Linked DNA regions of Mus musculus: all the other regions are linked to region 1. The links are chromatin loops, found by intact Hi-C in ENCODE. Cell type or tissue: left cerebral cortex. All regions are shown on one strand. Each heading gives the region's core, and the rest is flanking DNA. Links, peaks and the distances in the headings are about the cores only. Region 1 overlaps Ttc3 (tetratricopeptide repeat domain 3). Region 2 holds the start of Vps26c (VPS26 endosomal protein sorting factor C). Region 3 has its middle 86 kb from the start of Gm31641.

The links. A loop is a pair of places that touch in the nucleus more often than their neighbours do. Peaks named below come from ENCODE experiments on the same cell type or tissue, not always from the same donor. Only the 100,000 strongest peaks of a DNase experiment are listed, where the experiment ranks them.
Region 2: it touches region 1 in a loop (5-fold over the local background); 8 of 42 quality-filtered maps call a loop at or near these places.
Region 3: a loop joins it to region 1, with 4 times the contacts of the local background. A loop is called at or near these places in 2 of 42 quality-filtered maps.

The regions. Positions count from the first base shown.
Region 1 is chr16:94,468,937-94,475,460 of GRCm38, forward strand. It overlaps Ttc3 (tetratricopeptide repeat domain 3), which reads left to right. Exons shown (of 46, transcript NM_009441.2): 46 at 1-285. Among named protein-coding and RNA genes, the nearest start is that of Gm31323, 4.6 kb to the right of the region's middle. In left cerebral cortex, for the core only: a CTCF peak has its summit at 3,682; DNase peaks (open chromatin) are centred at 3,718 and 4,356; H3K27ac peaks cover 1,609 bases.
Region 2 is chr16:94,524,089-94,530,612 of GRCm38, forward strand. It overlaps Vps26c (VPS26 endosomal protein sorting factor C), which reads right to left and starts at 2,541. Exons shown (of 8, transcript NM_007834.3): 1 at 2,250-2,541. The coding sequence starts at 2,306. In left cerebral cortex, for the core only: no CTCF peak of the experiment used is centred there; DNase peaks (open chromatin) are centred at 1,988 and 2,732; H3K4me3 peaks cover 2,821 bases; H3K27ac peaks cover 2,350 bases.
Region 3 is chr16:95,342,809-95,349,332 of GRCm38, forward strand. No RefSeq gene overlaps it. Among named protein-coding and RNA genes, the nearest start is that of Gm31641, 86 kb to the left of the region's middle. In left cerebral cortex, for the core only: a CTCF peak has its summit at 3,269 (motif pointing left); a DNase peak (open chromatin) is centred at 3,264.

The DNA of each region.
Region 1 (6,524 bases), core at 1,004-6,003:
ATGCCGTCACCTTCCACCCGTGTCTGTGTGAGTTGTGGTGTCTTAGTGACTTAGTATGTAGCTCACTCCTTATTCTGAGACATTGTCTGTGGTGTCCCTGAAACATGGTGTCCATGCTGTAACAGTGGAGTGCAGTACATGCCTGAGTACACACAGCAGCTTATAGTATCTGTCGGGTACAAAGAAGAGTAGCTGTTGAGACAGAGAGCTGTGCTTCGTGTCAGAGCCTGTGAACATGCCTTACACTTGTCCAGTAACTGTCAATAAAGAACATTATAAAAGGTCAGCCGTTCACTGTCGTCCTTGCCCAGGTCCTTTAGAATTGCATTCTGCGTGGGAGTTCAGGGTCCTGTTCTGTCAAACATTGAGAAACTGACTTTATTTGGGAAGAACAGGCAAGTTGCACCTGATGATCTTAACCAAGGATCTTGGGGTTATTTTAGAGGCTGGATTAAAACATCCCTTTGTGCCTAGATACTGCTCGCCAAGCCCGAGTTCCCAAGGCTGACTGTTTAAATCGGTGACTAGGATGTTCATGCAGAAATCACAGACTCGATTCTCCCGTTCATGTGGGCACATGCAAACATGCTGAGGATAACTTGATTTCTTGCGGGTTTGTTTCTGAGGCGCTTGTGTTCGTGGACTGCTGAAGCTGATTGATAGTGCCTTTTTAAAGGCTCTTTTGGGTATGCTAAGCACTAATAAAGGAAGCACGGTCTATTAATACATTTTACTAGGTATAGACAGGCTAATGTTACCAACTGGGCCTGTCCTAAAGGAAAGTTGTCAGACACGGTCTTTGGAGTGTCTTCATATAAGGTTGCTTTCACAACTGTTGATGGCACTGTACTGATACTTGGGACGCATCACCCTCTGGGGATGTGACCTCCTCCTGAGCTGCCACTGCTGCTGCTGCTGTTGCCACCACCGCTGCCACCACCAAGTCAGACTCCATAACAGCACTGAGTTCTCAAAACCTTGAGGAATAGACAAGGTGCAAATGCTCCTCACGGAAGGCCGAGGACACTGGCAGTCCTCCATTCTTAATTCCTGACCTCACAGTGGGACCCCGCCCCTGTTCATCATCTCCTCACAATAGGCTAAGGATACTGGCAGTCCTCCACCCTTAATTCCTAACCTCATGGTGGGACACCGCCCCTATTCATCATTTCACTAATCATCATTCCACCCAGCTCCATGACAGCTATAGTGAAAAGTGAGCACAATTTTAAACTTTTGCTCATACAATTGTGTTCATAGAGTAGCATTTAATTCATATAATATATAAATTGAAGAAGTGGCCATGCCTTAAAATTAGATTTTTTTTCTCTTGGAAGTGATTAATCTCTGTTACGAATAATGGATAATTAAAACTTAAGTGGAGCCCTAGCAGTGCAAGATCTATTTGTAAGGTGATGTGAAAGACCATATAGTGAAAACAGATGTAAGAGGGATCTCACACCACAGCTCAAGCAGCAAGACTAGTTTAGTCATTCCTCAGTCATAACCCTCTCTGGAGAAGATTCCAAGAACACAGAAGAGAACGACAGAGGTGTGTACTGCTGGGCTGAGGAAGCACAGTGACGGGACAGTTGCTAAGAACGAGGGCCAGAACAGCTCCTGGAGAGCTGCATGAATGAAATGGGCAGGGTTTCTGTTTTATTAAACTGCAGTGGAAGAAAGGACTGAAAGTCGTGCCTGGAACCTTTTCCCCCACACAGTGGCCTACATGCCAGCCTTCATGCAGTCACCTGTCCTCAGTGTCTGTGGACAGGCAATGCCAGGAATAGAAATCCATGAAAACTGGGACCAGTCACTCAGGGACAGGAACACCTGCAAAAATGTCACCAGACAAGACATTTTGATGGAGTAGTAAACAAGAGGTGGCCCCTGAGAGTATGAGCAAAAGCGGGGTATGTGCATGTAAGAAAATGTCACAGCACCATCATTCTGTACAGTCTGTCTACTAGTGACGTATGTGCTACAAGAGATGGTAAGGGGGAACTGACCGTTTTAGTGAGAGCCTGTGCGCTGCACAGGGCAGGCGTGGTCTTGTAGAAAGCATTTGTTAGACTAAGTGGAAGCACTCACTTTACAGCATAGTCTGAACTGGATCAAATGTCTCAGAGTCACTTTGAAAAATGTTTTGGAATCCTGAGCCCAGGACACTATAAACCTTATCTTTTTCTGTAACAAAGGATAATTTCACCTACATTTGTCCCAAAGTGTTTCTGTGAGTGCTGTTTACTTGTTCAGAATGAGGAGGCATGTGCACCACTGCCTTGGAAGGGTCCAGGCAAGGCTCCTTGGCTTAGAGAGCTATTCTTCATCCTGCCACTGCCTCTGCCTTACATGGTCTCACTGTTTCCCACTTTAAAGAGAGAACAAAATAGCAAAAGTATGGAAATTCTCGTCAACTGAAAAAATCCCAGTGAGTGGACGGTCAGTCGATACAGACATCAGAAAAAGATGGCTACATTAAGAATAATAATGTGGGGGGGGGTGGGGGGGAAGAATAATAATATTGGCTATCCCCATGGGAAACGTTTAACCTGTCACAGTACAGACAGATACTAATTCCAGATGGACCAATCCTAAACATGAACAGATTTTCCTTCAAGACAACAGATTTTTAGAAAACCATAAAGGTGGATCTTACTTCAGGGTTGAGCAACTCAGTAAATTGTTTCCATGAAGTAGAAGAGACAAAGGCAGAACAGCTAATCCACAAACACACAAGTGGTTCATAAACATCCTGATACAAAATAAAACCTGAGTAGGATGATGCTGTACATTGTCCAGAGCTTGCTGGATACCGGCTTGAGGACCATCTACCTTTGTGTTGTGAAGGTCTAGCACCTTGGAGTCCACCATTCCTTCTGATCTAACCAACAAACCCAATTAGTATGCTTGCAGAGGTTCTATGAACCAGTTTTGGAGTTGTTAGATGGATGCTACACAGTGAGTTCTATGTTCAGAGGTGTCACGTTGGGAGTGCAGAGTCATCAGTGGATAGGAGAAATAACCAGGTAACCTCAGGGCCTTGCCTGCCTGAAGGAAAGCACAGCTGGTTCAATGGAACTTTGAAATGTAAAATGGTAAGGTCCCCCAGCACTGCTTAGGTGGTTTTCAGCCGAATGAACTTTCCCGAGCCCTTGCTGTCCTAAAAGGACAGGGTCCACTCGTCTTTGAGCGAGGGACACAGCCTCTTCATAGTTCCTAGGGAGCCTCTCTCTGTGTCTTGGCTTGAAGCAAGAAGCTTCTATGTGCGTACATGTTGCTGACCCCATGCTGGAGTAACTTGTCTGCTGAGCAGGTAACGGGCCAGGCCTTGGGCCTTGTCAAGAGCCTTCCAAGCAGAGTGGAAATTGCCATCTTCTATGGCACAGCATGCTTCAAAAAGAGAAGCTTGTGTTTAATAATGTGCTCTTGCCTCAAATAGTATCACTGTTTTCAGCAAATACCTTGAGGCTCTAGTGGATAAATACCAGGCTGCTTCCTAAGGTCTTCTTCCTCCTTACTTAAAAAATTATGTATGAAGGCATTCTGCTGAATTCCTTTAGTCTCTTATTTCAGCTTCTATTTATTTGGTGTGATAGAAAGGTCTTAATTTAGATCTTCCTGCCACCAGTTCCAAGAAATCCGCCACCAGCTCCAAGTTTCGTGTCCTGAAGTGCCACCCCATTCCAGTGGGGTGAGCCAGCAGCCTCCGAAAAGAGAAAGCAGTGGAACAGATGGGCATTGTACTTCCAGACGCTGGCTGCCACCCAGCGCCAGCAGGACTCCAGCTTTCTTCTATCCTCTGGGGAGGCCACATTGCTTTTGCTTCCAGAGGCACGGCTACCACAGTCTCTAACCTGCCAGACAGAAAACCGAAGCCAAGCCCTCCCTACTTCCTGGGCTTTCAGGCACTGAGGGACAATGCCCTTCATGCTCCTCATCCCACTGTACGTCTGACAGGCCCTGGTTCCTCCACCTTGCAATACCCTAGCTGCCCCCACTGGGAGCAAACCAAGTGGTCCTGGCCACCAGGATGGCTATATAACATTGATCTGCGACTATTCATTGAACCATCAAATATGCCACAGGAGGCACAGTTCTAGTGCCCCAGTTATAACAACAGACAAGAAGAAAGGACTTGAGCATTCCAATAGTGGAGGCTGACGTCAAGTAGGACAGTAAAACACATGATATGTCCCTGGTAATCCCAGAGAAGAATGGGACCAGGAAGGGATAAGGGAGGATGGGGACAGTAGGGTGGGGTAGGGCTCCAGCTTTGAACAGAGGCCAGGGAAGTCAGCACTTGGTAGCAGCCGGGAGGAGGGAGTGGAGGTGGTAGAGTGTCCAGACTTGGAGTCATGAGGGAAGCTGCCAGCGCAGCAAAGCCTGCTAGTGTATTTAGGGGATTCTTCAGGAGTGGGAGCTGTTGTTAGGGACAGTGGGGTGCCTGAGCACAGCAGCCTAACGCCAGCAAGATGGACGCATTCCCACAGAGGACAGTCAGCTTGCTGGCGAGCTCTCCTTAAATGTTAGTACTGCACATGACCTGGCACTCAAGAGACGAGACCTAACAGCTAAGCAGAGACTATTCTGATACACTCTTGTTCTTAACAGCCCCCTGAACTGCTTCTCATCGGTTCCTTGTCATCCAGGCTGGCACAGTTGGTCTGCCCTATACTCACGGCTGTCTGTTCCTGTGTACCCCCTTACACTGGACTTTCTGTATACAGCCGGTGCCTACTCAGCAGTCAGCCCACATCCCGCCACAGTCCTTTCAGTGTGGAGACTTCATAGCCCACCTCACCAAGCATTGGCATTCTCACTTATGGGGGATAAAAACATGTGCCTTGCTCATAGCTGCTCAGTAAACATTTCAAAGTACACAGACTACATAGGATAAAAGCCACAACACAAAACTGGTGGCCTTCACATCTAGGGAGCCTGGCCCTCCTCTGACTTCTCACTGTACCAGACTCAGGATCTTTCCACTGTCTTCCAGCATCATTTTTTTTTAAGATTTATTTATTATTATATGTAAGTACACAGTAGCTGTCTTCAGACACACCAGAAGAGGGAGTCAGATCTTGTTACGGATGGTTGTGAGCCACCATGTGGTTGCTGGGATTTGAACTCTGGACATTCGGAAGAGCAGTTGGGTGCTCTTACCCACTGAGCCATAAACAATTTGGCAATACTAGGCCCACTAATTACAATCATAGCATTTTTTTTTTTTTTTTGGTTTTTCGAGACAGGGTTTCTCTGTGTAGCCCTGGCTGTCCTGGAACTCACTTTGTAGACCAGGCTGGCCTCAAACTCAGAAATTTGCCTGCCTCTGCCTCCCGAGTGCTAGGATTAAAGGCATGCGCCACCATGCCCAGCTTAAGTACCCTTTTCATACCCATTTTACAGATGCAGAAATAAACCTCAAAGTTTAAATAACTTTCCTGAAATAATAACCTGAGTGAGTCTAGGCTTGAACCTGCTGAGCAAACTCACTCACTACTCTAGCCATTCATCTGCTGACTAGTGCTCCCCTCTCAGCCCAGATCAACTTCTCTCCTAAGGAACAGCAGCTAAAGTCACGGAGTGCAGCCCATTGCTGCTTGGCCCACACACAGCTTCCATGGCTTCTGACCCATACAAGGCTGTCTGCATGCTTAGGGAGCTACAGCTTCCTAACCTGTGCTGCTGTCTGTTCTTAGGCTGGTGTGCATTTTTTTCCTGAATCCTTGGCTGCCTCTTCTTCTTGCTTTATTTTCTTTGCACTTTGTTTTTCCATGTATGCCTTTAGCTTGTTCCCATTGGGCTCCTTTTAGCCTCCAAAGCACAGTTGCCTTTATTGCTGATCTGGCTTGGACCTATACATTCTTCACCTGCATGCTCTTCTCTTCCTGCGTTGTTAGATTGTATATTCCAGAGATTCCAGGACATACCAACACTTGTACAGCTGAACTCCCACCAGGGAGACTTGTGACATCAGAGCACACAGTCACTCTACTGAGCTCTAGTGGGTGTGTCATACTGTGTCATCAGGACTTTTCTTTCTACTTCCCTAGGACGAATAATACTGAGCATCTGTTTTTGGGCGTATTTACAGTCAATACATCTTTGTTGAATTACCTGATTAAGTCTTTGATTCATCTTAAAACACAAGTTGTAAATTTTAAGTTATAATAGCTCTTTATACATTCTCGATACAGCTGTTTGGTGGATACACACTACGCAGTTTTCCTCCAACTCTGTGACATGCATTTTCATTTGTTTTCACCGTACTTTGGTTTTTTTTTTTTTAATAAAATTTGTTGTATGTGGGGTGTGTTGCAAGTATACACCCAGGAGCAAGCTCACATGCACATACCATGGTGCACACTTGGAGATCAGAGGTAACCTGTGGAAGCTGGTTCTCTCCTTCCACCGTGTGGGTCCTGAGAATCTACCTCATCACCAGGCCTGGCAGCAAGTGCTGAGACCCACTGAGGGATCTCACTGACACAACATTTTTGTCTTTTGTGTTCACTGGAAAT
Region 2 (6,524 bases), core at 1-5,000, 54 kb after region 1:
GCTCTTCCTGGAGGAAGCTAGCTTTCTACATCCCACTCCACAGACACCCCCATCCAGCACTTGGCCATCTTTCACGTCACCTGACAAGGACAGTGTGTGGCCTATGGGTACAGCAGAGCTATTCAGCCATAGAAACAAGCATGCTCCAACAGTCATGGATACTGAAAACATGCTGTGTCAAAGAAGCCAGTCAGAAAGGGCCACAACCAGGAGGACTCTTGTCCTGTGAAAGGCTACAACAGGCAGATCCTGTGGCATATGTGTGATCTCCTGGGGCTGGGGGCAGGGAAGGAGGAGTAACAGCTATCAAGTACGGGGGCTTTTTTGGAGTTGGTGACAACCTTCTAAACTTAGTGGGGATGGATGCACAGCACTATAAATACACTAAAACCACTAGATTAGCTGTTTTAATGGGCTGGTTTTTGCTGTATCCAAATTATATCTCTAACATCTGTGTGTATATATAAATTATATCCCTACAAAACTATTTTTTTTTTTAAGATTTATTTATTTATTATATGTAAGTACACTGTAGCTGTCCAGAAGAGGGAGTCAGATCTTGTTACAGATGGTTGTGAGCCACCATGTGGTTGCTGGGATTTGAACTCCGGACCTTCCGAAGAGCAGTCAGTGCTCTTACCCACTGAGCCATCTCACCAGCCCCCTCCTACAAAACTATTAACCAAGAAAAAAGTCATGTCGCTTTCCATTGGCCTCAGAACTGTTACTATTTTGCTACATTTACTTTTGTTCTGTATACACATGCGGAAACTTATACACACCACATCTAGCGGTTAAGGTTACCATGGCAAAGGTCAGCATATGAAAGGGCTCCCTTGTGACTAAGACACACCGAGAAATTCAACACAGACACAATTGTTTGACAAACGCTTTGCACTGCATTCTGGTCCTTGCCTTTAGTGTCTTTCATTTTAAACAATTTTACTGGCCGGGCATGGTGGCACACGCCTTTAATCCCAGCACTTGTGAGGCAGAGGCAGGTGAATTTCTGAGTTCGAGGCCAGCCTGGTCTACAGAGTGAGTTCCAGGACAGCCAGGGGTACACAGAGAAACCGTCTCGGAAAAAAACAAAACAAACAAACAAAAAAAACCCCAACAATTTTACTGACTTACCATTTAAAACGATTTATTTCAAATTATGTTATACACTGTGTCTGTGAGTGCAGTCCAATCAGACCAGAAGTGTGAGATTCCCTGCAGTTGGGAGTTACAGGGAGTTGTGAATGGTCTGACATGGCAGCTGAGAACTGGACCCTCCGAAGATCAGTGGATTCATCTCTCCAGCCCTTATCTTATGGCCCCTGGGCTCGTATCAAACTCAATATGCAGCTAAGGATGATCATAATGTTCTGACCCTGTCTTAAGTGGTAAGATTACAGACACCCACCACCACGTCTGATTTTATGCGGTACTGGCAACTATTTTACAATCTGAGCCACTTCCCCTGGCCTCCAATTGCTTTTCATGAAACTGACAGCTTTAATATGGCAGTGGTTTGACAGTGTGCCTCAACTGAGGCAGGATAGATCGTTTCCTTTATGAACTAACTAAATACTTTCGCAGTGATCTAGCATAAGTGAGTTTCCACTTTCTTAGTGCATCTTGCCAGAGTACAGTCGCTTTTATAAGGGGTGATGGCAACTTGGTGTTTGGGATTTTGTTTTGTGGGGGAGGGGTCTTTGAATGATGTCTACTAGACAAATCACGAATATAGCTTCCTGTGTGGTGAGGATGGAAGTGGGGTGGCTCACTGGAATCTTTTTAAAATAATCAGGTTTCTAGCCTTTAGCGTCCATTTAAGATGTTCACCTGGGATGTTTTTCCCTTTCAACACCACGCTGCATTTGTATCCACTGAACTGTGTGCAGAAGCTAGCTGTGACTCCACGGCTGCTGTGCTGGTGTCTCCGGAGGTAGAGACAGGGCGATTGCATTCTACAACTAGGGTAATGGATCCTGCCGCGGTGAGAGGCTTACAAGAGAACTCTGCTTTAGGATTGACCACAGCCTGGAGCACACATGTCTGTTCTGAAAGCTCTTCTGCAGAAAGGGGCGTTTGTCATCTGCTCTTCACCCCCAGAGCGACAGCTCGAGCCCGCCGCCCGCCCGCCTGCCGCCGGCCCCCAGCCCCACACTGGACAGGACCGCAGGGCACGCCCATCTAGCGTCGGGGCCGCGCGAGCCGTGCTGGAGACCGCAGAGCTTGAAGCCCAACACCCCTCCACTTACCCCGGCGTGATACACTTTATTCGCTCTTTTAATCTTGATGTCCAGAGTGGTCCCCATCTCAGATTATCCGCAAAGGCCGCAACTTCCGGCCACTCGTGACCCGGTTGCCCCGCCCCCTACGAACCCGCCCCTCCGGCGCCTTCCGCAGTGGTGGCACGTGACCGGCTTTCGCGCCACACCTCACACACCTCCCTCCTTCGGGCACAGGGCGTGGCTTAGCGCGGACAGGGGCACGAAACCCACACGCGCGCGCGCGCGCGCGCGCGAACACACACACACACACTTCCGGAACGCGGGAGTGTGCTCTCTGTTCTCCCGGCGTGCCCCGCGGCGGGGGCGAGGCCGCTTCGCAGCGTTTTTTTTACACAGGAAGGCTGCCTTCCCGTCGGGCTGTGCGGCGCGAAAGGCTGCGTTTCGGAGGTGGGTTTCCGGAAGTGATAGCAGGAACGTGTCCCCTCCTGTCATCCGCTTCCTCCATCCCTGTAGCCGCGTCTGCTGCCAGATGTTCTGAGGCGCCACCGCCAGTATCCTCCGGGCGGACGAGTCCGTGCCAACCGCAGGGGCGTGGCCCCGCGCTTGCGACCTGCTGGGCGCTGATTGGTGGAGGGCCGCAGCTACGCCCCCTCAGGCCACGCCCACGACGCAGAGCCAAGGTTTCGGGAAGCGCGAGGTGACCTCGCTCTGCGGCTGCTCGCGGCTCCGCGGCCGCGGAGGCTTCTGGGTACTCCCCAGGCGCCAGCTCTGGAAGTGGTCTTGGTGTTCTGTGGGGTATCCGGGCGGGCGGGCGCGCGAGCGGGAAGGTTGGAGTCGAAGCGGAAACGGACCTGCGTACCCCTTTCTCCCTCCAGCAGCCTGCCGCAGTGGACGCCGAACTTTAGGGGGGATATTGCGGTTAGCCAGCATGCTAGTTACTGAATTGTGTAAACTGACTCTTCCGATAAGCAAGTCAAATCTTGATGTTTTTGTTACGTAAAATGATGTGAAGAAATGGTATTTGTTGAATTCCTTGATTATTATTTTCTTAAATATATATCACTTTTAGGATAACAAATTTCTCTGTAAAGTGGTTTCGTGAATGACTCTAGGTGTTTTGAAGCCGAGAACGATGTACGACGGCTGCAATTGCTTTTGAAGGTTAAGATAAAATGTTTCTCAGTATCCACAGCTCTATTTTCAGCTCCCATCTCTACCCTTAGGACTTACCCGTGTGACCTACAGACTTTCCTAGCAATTCTAAAAAAATCATGTGGGACACAGCTTAGATATTTGGAAGACACAAATTCAGTGCAGGAAAGAAAAAGAAAAGCCTTTCCTTCCATATATGGCTTTACAGAGTCTTGTTCCTCCAGGGACGATGTACCTGATTTCCTCTTTGAAAATTGCACACATGGTTAAGGAAGGCTGGTCTACTGTGAAGAGCGCTCCTTCCAGGAACTACCAGTGTTTATTGAGTGCAAAGGCCGTCCTACAAGAATCAAAAGTCCACTTTCCACAAACACTGTTCTTTTAAAGTCTTTCCATCCCTTAATCTCATGTTAAATAAGTTTGATTTTGTCACTTTAAGCTACTGAATATCAGACTGTCAAATTGACAGTCTTGTGGCTCAAGTGGGACACTAGGTCTTTTGTGAGGGTAATAAATGGAAGTTGTGGTTCTGGTGTGGAAGTAAGGTGAGCATCCCAATAGAGAACAGCTGGAGTTCTCAGAGTTGATCCCTGCTTTTCTGCATACTGCGGTGTCTGACAACGTTCATGGATAACGGGGAGGCTAGTAGAGCCTTCTCCCCAGACATTTGAATGGGAGATAGTTCCCAGCTTGTCTTTCTCTGTCAACCCTACTGCCAGCATCCAAGAAGTATCCCCAGGAAAATGCTGTTCCCTCAAGATGGTTAAAGACAACTTATCTTCATGGGGTTCTCTTGAGCTAATGAGATAGCTTAGTGACTAAAAGTACTTGCCACCACATCTGATAACAACCTGGGTTCCATCACTGGTAAAAGAACCAATTGCCACCAGTTGTCCTCCGACTGCCATGTGTGCACCCCGATTGTGTGTGTGTGTGTGTGTGTGTGTGTGTGTGTGTGTGTTCTTGTGACCAGTCTACAGTACCATCCCTACTTGGTCATCTTCTCTCTTGAAACACAAGAATGAGCAAGCATGGTGATGAATCAGACTCTTCTGCCTATGGGCACTACCGATGTGATGCCTACGGATGATGATCCTCCCATACCGGATCACTTTCCACCACCAGACCACAAAGCCCGTGCACCTGTGTTCCTTACTGGGCCATCTTGTGTAGACCACGCAGAGGGAGAATTCAGGAAAATTGGTGGAAGCAGAATTAGAAATATATGTCTTTTATTAAATGCTGGGAAATAACCCCTCAAATAGGCATCTTTCTTTAATTGAAAACTGGAATACGATGTGCATATTAGTCTTAAAGTTTTTATGTCACGGATGTTTTGTCCACATGTATATCTGTGTGCGCTCATGGAGGCCTTGAGAGCATCCGATCTGGAACCAGAGTTACAGTTCTGAGCCATTGTGGCTGCTGTGAATCAAACTGGGGTGCTCTACAAAAACAGCCAGCGCTTTAATACACTGACCCATCTCTCTAGCCCTTAGTTTCTTCTGTCACTGTTATGATGAAAGAGGGTTTATTGTGGCTCAGAGTTTGAGGGTATAGTCCATCATGGTATGGGAGTCACGGTAGCTAGAGCTTGAGGAAGATGGATGCTGGTACTTGGCTGGCTGCTTTCTATGTATCCCAGAACTCCATCCTGTGTACTGTGCCACCCACACTTAAGGGGAATCTTCTCAATTAGTCTAGAAAATTCCTCACAGACTTGCACAGAGATTCTTCTCCAAGATAATCCTGGAATCCAGTCACGTTTACAGTAGTGACCATTACACTAGTGTCCAGTAATTGGCTTCCTTGCAATTCCAGGACAACAGCAACAGTCCCACTGGGCCTTTTTAATGGGTTCTCTCCCTTGGTCCTCCTATGGACTGAAGGACAGGATCCCTGAGCTGCTGGTAAGAGAGTCTCAGCAGCTCTTCAAATCTTGCCTTTAACTGAACTCAGTTGTCCCCAGGACCATGCCACCTTTTCAAAGGCATCCTGTGTCTGAGGACTGATGCACTCAGGATATGCAGACCATTCCTTTTCCCCAATTCAGGACCACTGTGAAGGACTAGTCAGGTCCAGAGCTACCATCAAGTGTACCATAACAAGTTACTCAGTAGTTTAAAACAGCACACATTTGTAGTGTTGTAATACATGTGGGCCAGTCACAACTAGATGACTCTGGCCCAAGGTCTATAGTAATTTGGGCCAAGATGTTAGACATGGCTACAAACTTATGATTTGGGAACGTTATGTTTTCACGGGGGCTTAAAAAGAATAACCTCTGTGCTTGCAAGTGTATGCCTGTCCAAATGGGGTGTCCAAGGCACCATCTTAGAAGATGAAACCTAAGCCTCACCAGATGCCAAACCTGGAAGAACCTTGATCTTGGACTTCTCACCCTTCAGAACCTAGAGAAAGAAACTATATCCACGTAAGCAGATGGAAGACGATGCATCTTTGAAAAAAAAAAAAGTCAAACTCTGTATATTGCAGACACTTTAACAAGAATTTTAGCCAACTAGCCATCAAGACTACATTCTCAAATATATTAGGGCAAGGAACAAATAATACAAAACTAAAAGATTACCAAGTGTAAGCAACTCTATTGAGAAATCCATGCCCATTCCAGTGTATACAATACAGTCTTTTCCTTAAGCCTGTCTTTAATGCCAAGTCTTAAATCTATATCAAAAGTATTTCTTAAATATATAATATTTTTACTCTCTGAGGATTTCATATACACATGCAATGTATTTTGAGCATATTCACCCCACATTCTTTGCCTAACTCCTCTCCTCTTTTTGTACACACACATACATAAATATGTAAGCATACATATTCATGTTCTCCCATCAAGTCCAACTTGTGCTGCCCATGTACTACTTATGGATGTGGGCCAATCTCCTGGAGCATAGTTGACCTACCAGGGTCCCTTCTCTTAAGAAAACTGACTCTTCCTCTCAGAAGCCATCAGCTGTCAAGAGCTCCTCAGCCCCATGCTGCAATGTTTGTTGGCTAGCTTGGTCTTGTGCAGCAACCACAGCTGCTGTGAGTTCAAGTGTATGGTGGTCCTGCATTTCCAGAAGAGACTTTCACTCTGGTCCTCCTGACCTCTGGATCTTAAAATCTTTCTGCCCCCTCTCCTCT
Region 3 (6,524 bases), core at 764-5,763, 870 kb after region 1:
CTCTCTCACTCAGAGAAATCAGCCCTTTAAAATTGCAGGCGTCTGATGGAGCAATAGAGAATGAACCTACACAGACTGAAGGATGCTGGGAGTCCAGACCCACGCTTTGTGAAGAACCACAAGTCTGTGACCACAGAGATGTCTTGCCATCATGCTCTTCCTGAGGGCATCAAAGAATTGGTCTCTGCTATTACTGGAAACCCTGAGGGCAGCACCACTGGGCCACTTGGGCTGGCTCTCTTCCCCTCAGAGACTGCCCCTCTGCCCTGTTATTCAGTGGAGTAGCAAGTCCCATAGGGAAAGCCCAGTGATATAGTGGAGATGTGGGTCCATGTTCCGCCTCGCCGCTGGGGTGTGTGAACGCCGCTCCGGAAGACAAAATGCAGGGGCGCTAGGCTACGTTCCATCTTCATCACCATCTGGGTGTCTGGAACACTTGATACTCGCTCAGGGAAGATGGAAGGCAGCCTAAGATGGGGACCCCAACCCCGGTGAGAAACCGCACAGGCTGGAGCCAAGGCTGTGGTTCTCAAAGCTCCCAGGCACCCAGACGCTGCTGGACTTCATGAGATGGGAATGGGCCCCCTCAGGCCAGTGCTGAGCCTAGGGTTGGAGGGTGTGGGGAATCTGACTTAGCCTAGAGTGAACGTCTAGAGCTCAGGGGCCTTCTGCGCCGTGTGACTCTGTAATGAAGGCCTTTCCCCACATCAGGTCTTATGAGAGAGACAGTCCTTGCTTGTTCAAATTGTTTATTCATAGTGGAAAAATGGATGCATACAACTTACTCAGGGTGGACCAGAGGTTAAATACCTTTTGCAGGAGGGAATGTCTGGGAAAGGGAACCTTATTGGCTAAACCCTGAGGCGGCCCGTCTAGATACCCCATTAGCATGGAGAACTCTAGGCTCTAAGCTACATGACCAGTTGCCACGGTCTTCTTAGTGGGGTGTCGTGGTCACGTGCTCCGGCACAGGAACTGGATTGGGAGCAGATTCAATCGCCTTCTGTTATCAATTGTGAGACTTGCTGGGATTTCTTAATCTGCCCGACCTTCCCAGTTTTTCTGTCTAGTGATATGGTTCTCCTTGCCTCACATGGAGACAGTGACTGGATCTTGGAAGGTGAGGCCTGACAATCTGCAAGAGGCATAGTTCCAATGACTGCCATGTCCCCGTCCCCGTCCCCCCCCCCCCCCCCTCCGCACAGCCTGGTGACCATAAGTGAATCTGCCCAGCCAGGGCTTCTCCTTGCTTCTTCTTCTTTAGGGTCATTTTCTAATTAAAGAAAAACTATATTCACTCTCTTCCCCACAGAGTGTGAGCTAGACAGTATTGCATGAAATTGACTCATACAGGCAGGAGCCCAGAGACATACATGTAGGGACACATGCTGACACGTTCCGGCTCTGCTCGGGTTCAGATGTGAGGAAGGTCTATTACACGCACTGCAATCCAGAGCGGAGAATCCTCCACCTTTTGGCACTGATGGAGCACAAAGTGGAGGAGAGGGCAAGCCAAATCAGGTGACAAAATGTCAGAGAAGAGGGGATGGAGGGAGGGAAGGGGGAGGGGAGAGAAGAGGGGAGGGATGGAGGGAAGGGAGAGGGGAGAGAAGAGGGGAGGGAGGGAGGGGAGGGGGAGGGGAGAGAAGAGGGGAGGGAGGGAGGGGAGGGGGAGGGGAGAGAAGAGGGGAGGGAGGGAGGTAAGGGGGAGGGGAGAGAAGAGGGGAGGGAGGGAGGGGAGGGGGAGGGGAGAGAAGAGGGGAGGGAGGGAGGTAAGGGGGAGGGGAGAGAAGAGGGGAGGGAGGGAGGGAAGGGGGAGGGGGAGAGAAGAGGGGAGGGAGGGAGGGAGGGAAGGGGGAGAGGGAGAGAAGAGAGGAGGGAGGGAGGGAGGGAGGGAAGGGGGAGGGGAGAGAAGAGGGGAAGGAGGGAGGAAAGGGAATGGGGAGACAAGAGGGAAAGAAGAGGTGATGGAGGGAGGGAAGGAGAGGTTATACAGATTAATTTTCAATATTTGTTTCATCATTGGTGTCGTGGTTTTGTTTGTGTGCTCGTTTGTGTTGATGTTTGTGTTGAGAGACAGGGTCTCCGGTAGTCCAGGCTGCCCTTCCAGTTTTCTACGTAGCTAAAGATGATCTTAGCTTCTGATCTTCCTGAGTGCTAGCACCTCAGCGGTGCTCCATCATGCCAGGTGTATGCAGCTATGGGAAAAGAAAACAGTCTTCGACCACACTAGGGAAACACTCTACCAACTGAGCCACGCCCCCAGCCCCTGTATGATCTTTGTTTAGAGCAAGGAAGCTTGGGGGCAGAAACAAAATAAAGGAAGTCCACAAGGGCGTCATCCGCCTCCTCTTGGGATTAAGCAGGAAGGCTTCTCAGGTGCTTCTCCCTTACTCCACAAACCAAGAACGCGAGGCGGAGGGAGGAGAGAAAGGGGGAGAGAAGGGAGAGCTCTGAGGTGAACAAGGCCTAGGATGACCTCAGTGAGCAACGTGGCCTTTGAGCTCGGGAATGTGGGGCCTTTGGTTGGCTGTGACAGAGGAGGGGACTCAAGAGGTCTTCAACAGCAATTGACAGCATTTTGCCTACACTGACCTAAGAGGCCCCAAATCAGGATGCTTCTTTGTCCTGGGGATTGTGGGCACAGGTTGGAGCCACCGAAAATTTACCTTTCCCTGGTGCTGGGGCAGGGGAAGCAAGACAGACAGGACAGGTCGTGGGAGCCCTAGGGTATGCTTGGCCAGGGAGAAAGCAGAGTTCCTGGACAATAATCTGTAGATGTGGATTCTAAAGTCCTGGACTGATGGGCCTGGTATCTGAAACAGGCCCTGCTTAGTAAGCAGCAGGTAGCCTTGAGACCATCCAGGTCTCCTTGCTCCCATGCTCTGATGCTTAGGGGGTTTCTGAAAGCACCCAAGGACAGCTACACCCTGCTGGCACATGTGGAGAGCCTGTGATCCAGGATTTCCCATCTCCTGTGATACAATGCCCAACTTGTGGAGATGATATTATAAAGTGATTTTTAAGAAAATTAATTTTTTTAAAGTCCTAATGATTCTATTTTGAGACAATGAGCTATGCCCCACTGACCTGTAGCTGGGCTTCTTTGTAAACACCCACACAACAAACACATCTGAGAATCTTAGGGTGTTCCATGAAGCTATTACAAGTAGCTTCTAAATTACCCAACGAAGACATGCCAAACTGTAAAGCTACCAAAAGTAAGCTGGTTAGTGGCTCAGCTGCAGTGGCAGGTACATGAAACTCTACCGCCACCTAGTGGTCACACAGGATTTATCCCATTCCAGGACTTGCCACCTGCAGAGAGCAGGGTCTCCCCTCCCCCCATCCCCGTGCGCGCCCCCCCCCCCCGGCCCCCGGGCTGGATCCCTCTAGGTCATACATACACAAAGGCCATCTTTACAAACCTTGGCAATATGTCACAGAGGGTATGCCAGTAAAATGTGCTTAGCAACAGAACAGACCATTAATATCTTTTATACTTGTGTTTCATTTTAAAAAGGAGAGAAAGGGGCACCACAGCAACCCTGGTTCTTCTGTAGAGGGCCTAGGGCAAGGTAATCATAAGGAAGGAAGGAGTGTGAATTCCAGTCCTCTCTCCAAGGCAGCAAGTGAAGTTAGGCTTCAAAGAAATGGCAGGATTTACTGCTCTCTCTCTCTCTCTCTCTCTCTCTCTCTCTCTCTCACACACACACACACACACACACACACACTCTCACACACACACACTCACTCTCTCACACACACTCTCTCTCCACATATATACACAGACACACACATCACAAACACACACATCACAAACACACACCACATACACAGATACACTTACACAGACATACAGACATACACACCACATATAGACACACACACACACACCACACACAGAGACATACACTCACACACATAGATACCGATGCACACACAGACACACACACATACCACATACACAGATACACATACCAGACACACAGACACACACACCACACACAGAGGCACACCACACACACACACACCATGCACACAGAGAGACACAGATACAGACACACACATACCACATACACAGACACACATACCACACACACATACTACACACACAGACACACACACACACCACACAGAGACACACACACACCATGCACACAGAGAGACACAGATACACAAACACACACATACACACACACCACATAAAGACACAAACACACAACAGATGCATAGACATACATAGCAGACACACACACACTGACACATACATCACACACACCACTCAACAGGGATATCCACCTAGGGAAATGTATGTCTGCAGGTTCTAACCCAGCCCTTGAGGGCCAGTCCTCCCCAGGTACCCACTTCTCTGCACCTTGCACTTTCCAGACTTAGAGCATCTCACACCACCCTTTTGGCTAAAGCTGTCTTTTGAAAGCCCTCTCCTCAGAGCTCCAGTAAGACTGCACTGGCGTCCCAGGTCCCAGAGGAAACAATGGATGAAGCTTCTTCCGCTGCAGCTGCAGGGAGGTTTACATTCCAGCCCTTGCTGCCTGGCCTTATCAGGGTGGAAGGAAGGCCCTGGCCTGCCTGTCACACACCCAAGAGCTCTCATGTGGGGGCAGGGCTGCTGAAGACCTTCCTGGCAGGGACACCATGGAGAGATGACAGCTTAGACTCAGCTCACTGCCCCTCTCACAGGGAGGGAGAAACCCTGTCTACTGCGTTTCCCTAGGATTCTATGGAGGAGGCAGGAATTCATCAGCAAAGCCAGAGGTGGAAGGACTTGGGAAACATGGAAAGAGCATCAAAGATTAAGCAGCAGCAGTTGTGAGCACCCTGATGTGGTCAGGAGAGAAAGTCAGACCTTGTTAGCAGAGCTGTGGAGCCTGGGTAAGCCACTGAGTCTCTCTGAATGTGAGGCTTCACCCACACCTGCACAGTGAAGAGAGACAGCTCACCCACATGTCACAGTCCTCACATTGCCCAGTCTATGTCAGCCTTGGGAAAGTGTGAGCTTTCACTAATTGTTCTTTGAAGCCAGCAAGGGAGAGTCCATGTCACCCTACAGTTAAAGGTACTGAGGGAGAGTGAGGCCCTTTGTCCACACATCTCGCTAAAGCCCCTTGAAGCAGGCAGTGGCCCCTCACCTTGGCTCTCTCCACTCCTGAAAAACGTCTTCAAAACATGGTTTAACAAGTTCTCTCTGCGCGTCTACGCACTCCAAGCTCAAGACTTTGGCATCCATTAAGGGCACGGGAAAAGTTTTACAAGGGACACTCTTGTACCCTGCTTTGGGTAAGTGACAGGGCACGGGCTGGGGAAATTCCAGGTGACTTTCCAACACTGCGCATAAAAACCGCTGTTCCAGATATTTTTAAACAACTCCTACAGGATCTAAATCCACCAGCCATTTCTGCCTTCTCTGAATTCTCCTTCCAGTGATCATGGTTACCCATCCCTGTATCATCTGTAAAATCAGCAGACAGGACCTGGCCAAAACATTTATCCATATAGAGGTGAACCAGGTAAATAGATAAAACTCTCACACTGCAATATGATGCAGCGCTAAGAAGGATCTAGAACTTTCCATACATGGATAACATATTACGGAAGGGGGGAAACTATCAGATACCCTGGGCAGGGAAGGTTCTAGATTTCTAGAGTCTTCTAGAATTCTGCTCAAGCTGCTGAGACACCATGATATTAGCCAAGTATGGGTCATTTTTTCCCTATCTGGGAATGTTTGCAGACTTTTTTTGGTTGATATTGGGGAGTCCCCGGTGGCAGGGGGTCAGATGGGAACGAAAGGTGCAGCTGGACACCCTCAAGATGGGCAGAACAGGCCTTCCCCACCCCAGTGAAAGAGTGACTTTCAGCTGAGCGTGTTAATCAAGCGAGGTTGAGAAAAGCCACTCAAACTGAGAGTTTGGGTAACAATCTTGACATTACAAAATAAGCCCCGCCCAAGATGGAAGTTCACAGAGAGGAAATGGAGCTGAGGGGTGGGGAAAGACTGAAGACAGACACTGAGAGCAGGAAGCACCGATGCCCACCATCCAGCCCTGGATTTCCACGGCCTGCTCAAGGAACAACGTCAGGATTCAACGGATGTTCACTGAGTGCCAGAAGTCTCCTGCTCAATTAAGTCACGATAGCCATAAGAGTGTGAATGAATGCAAACACAAGCAATGAAGGAAACAGATCTGGCCACGGGCGTCCCTCCAGCTAGCAAGGTTAATGAGGTGAGGTCAGGGAAGCCTTCCTGGGGCCTCCAGGTTGTACACACCTGCTCTCACCTGCAGGAAGAGCACCCATGCAGCAAAGATGGATGGCTGGGTAAAGACCCTAAGATGTCGCAGACCTTGGGTGTGAGGAATGGAAGGAAGGACTGGAACATGGAGGACTGTGGAGACAGGGAACCCCGGGGCCACAGAGGCCTTGTAACAGAGTGAGTTTATACTCAGTGTGATAGGAAGTTTCCAGAATCAAAAGTCCCTGGCAGCTCCCTGGTGGGAAGG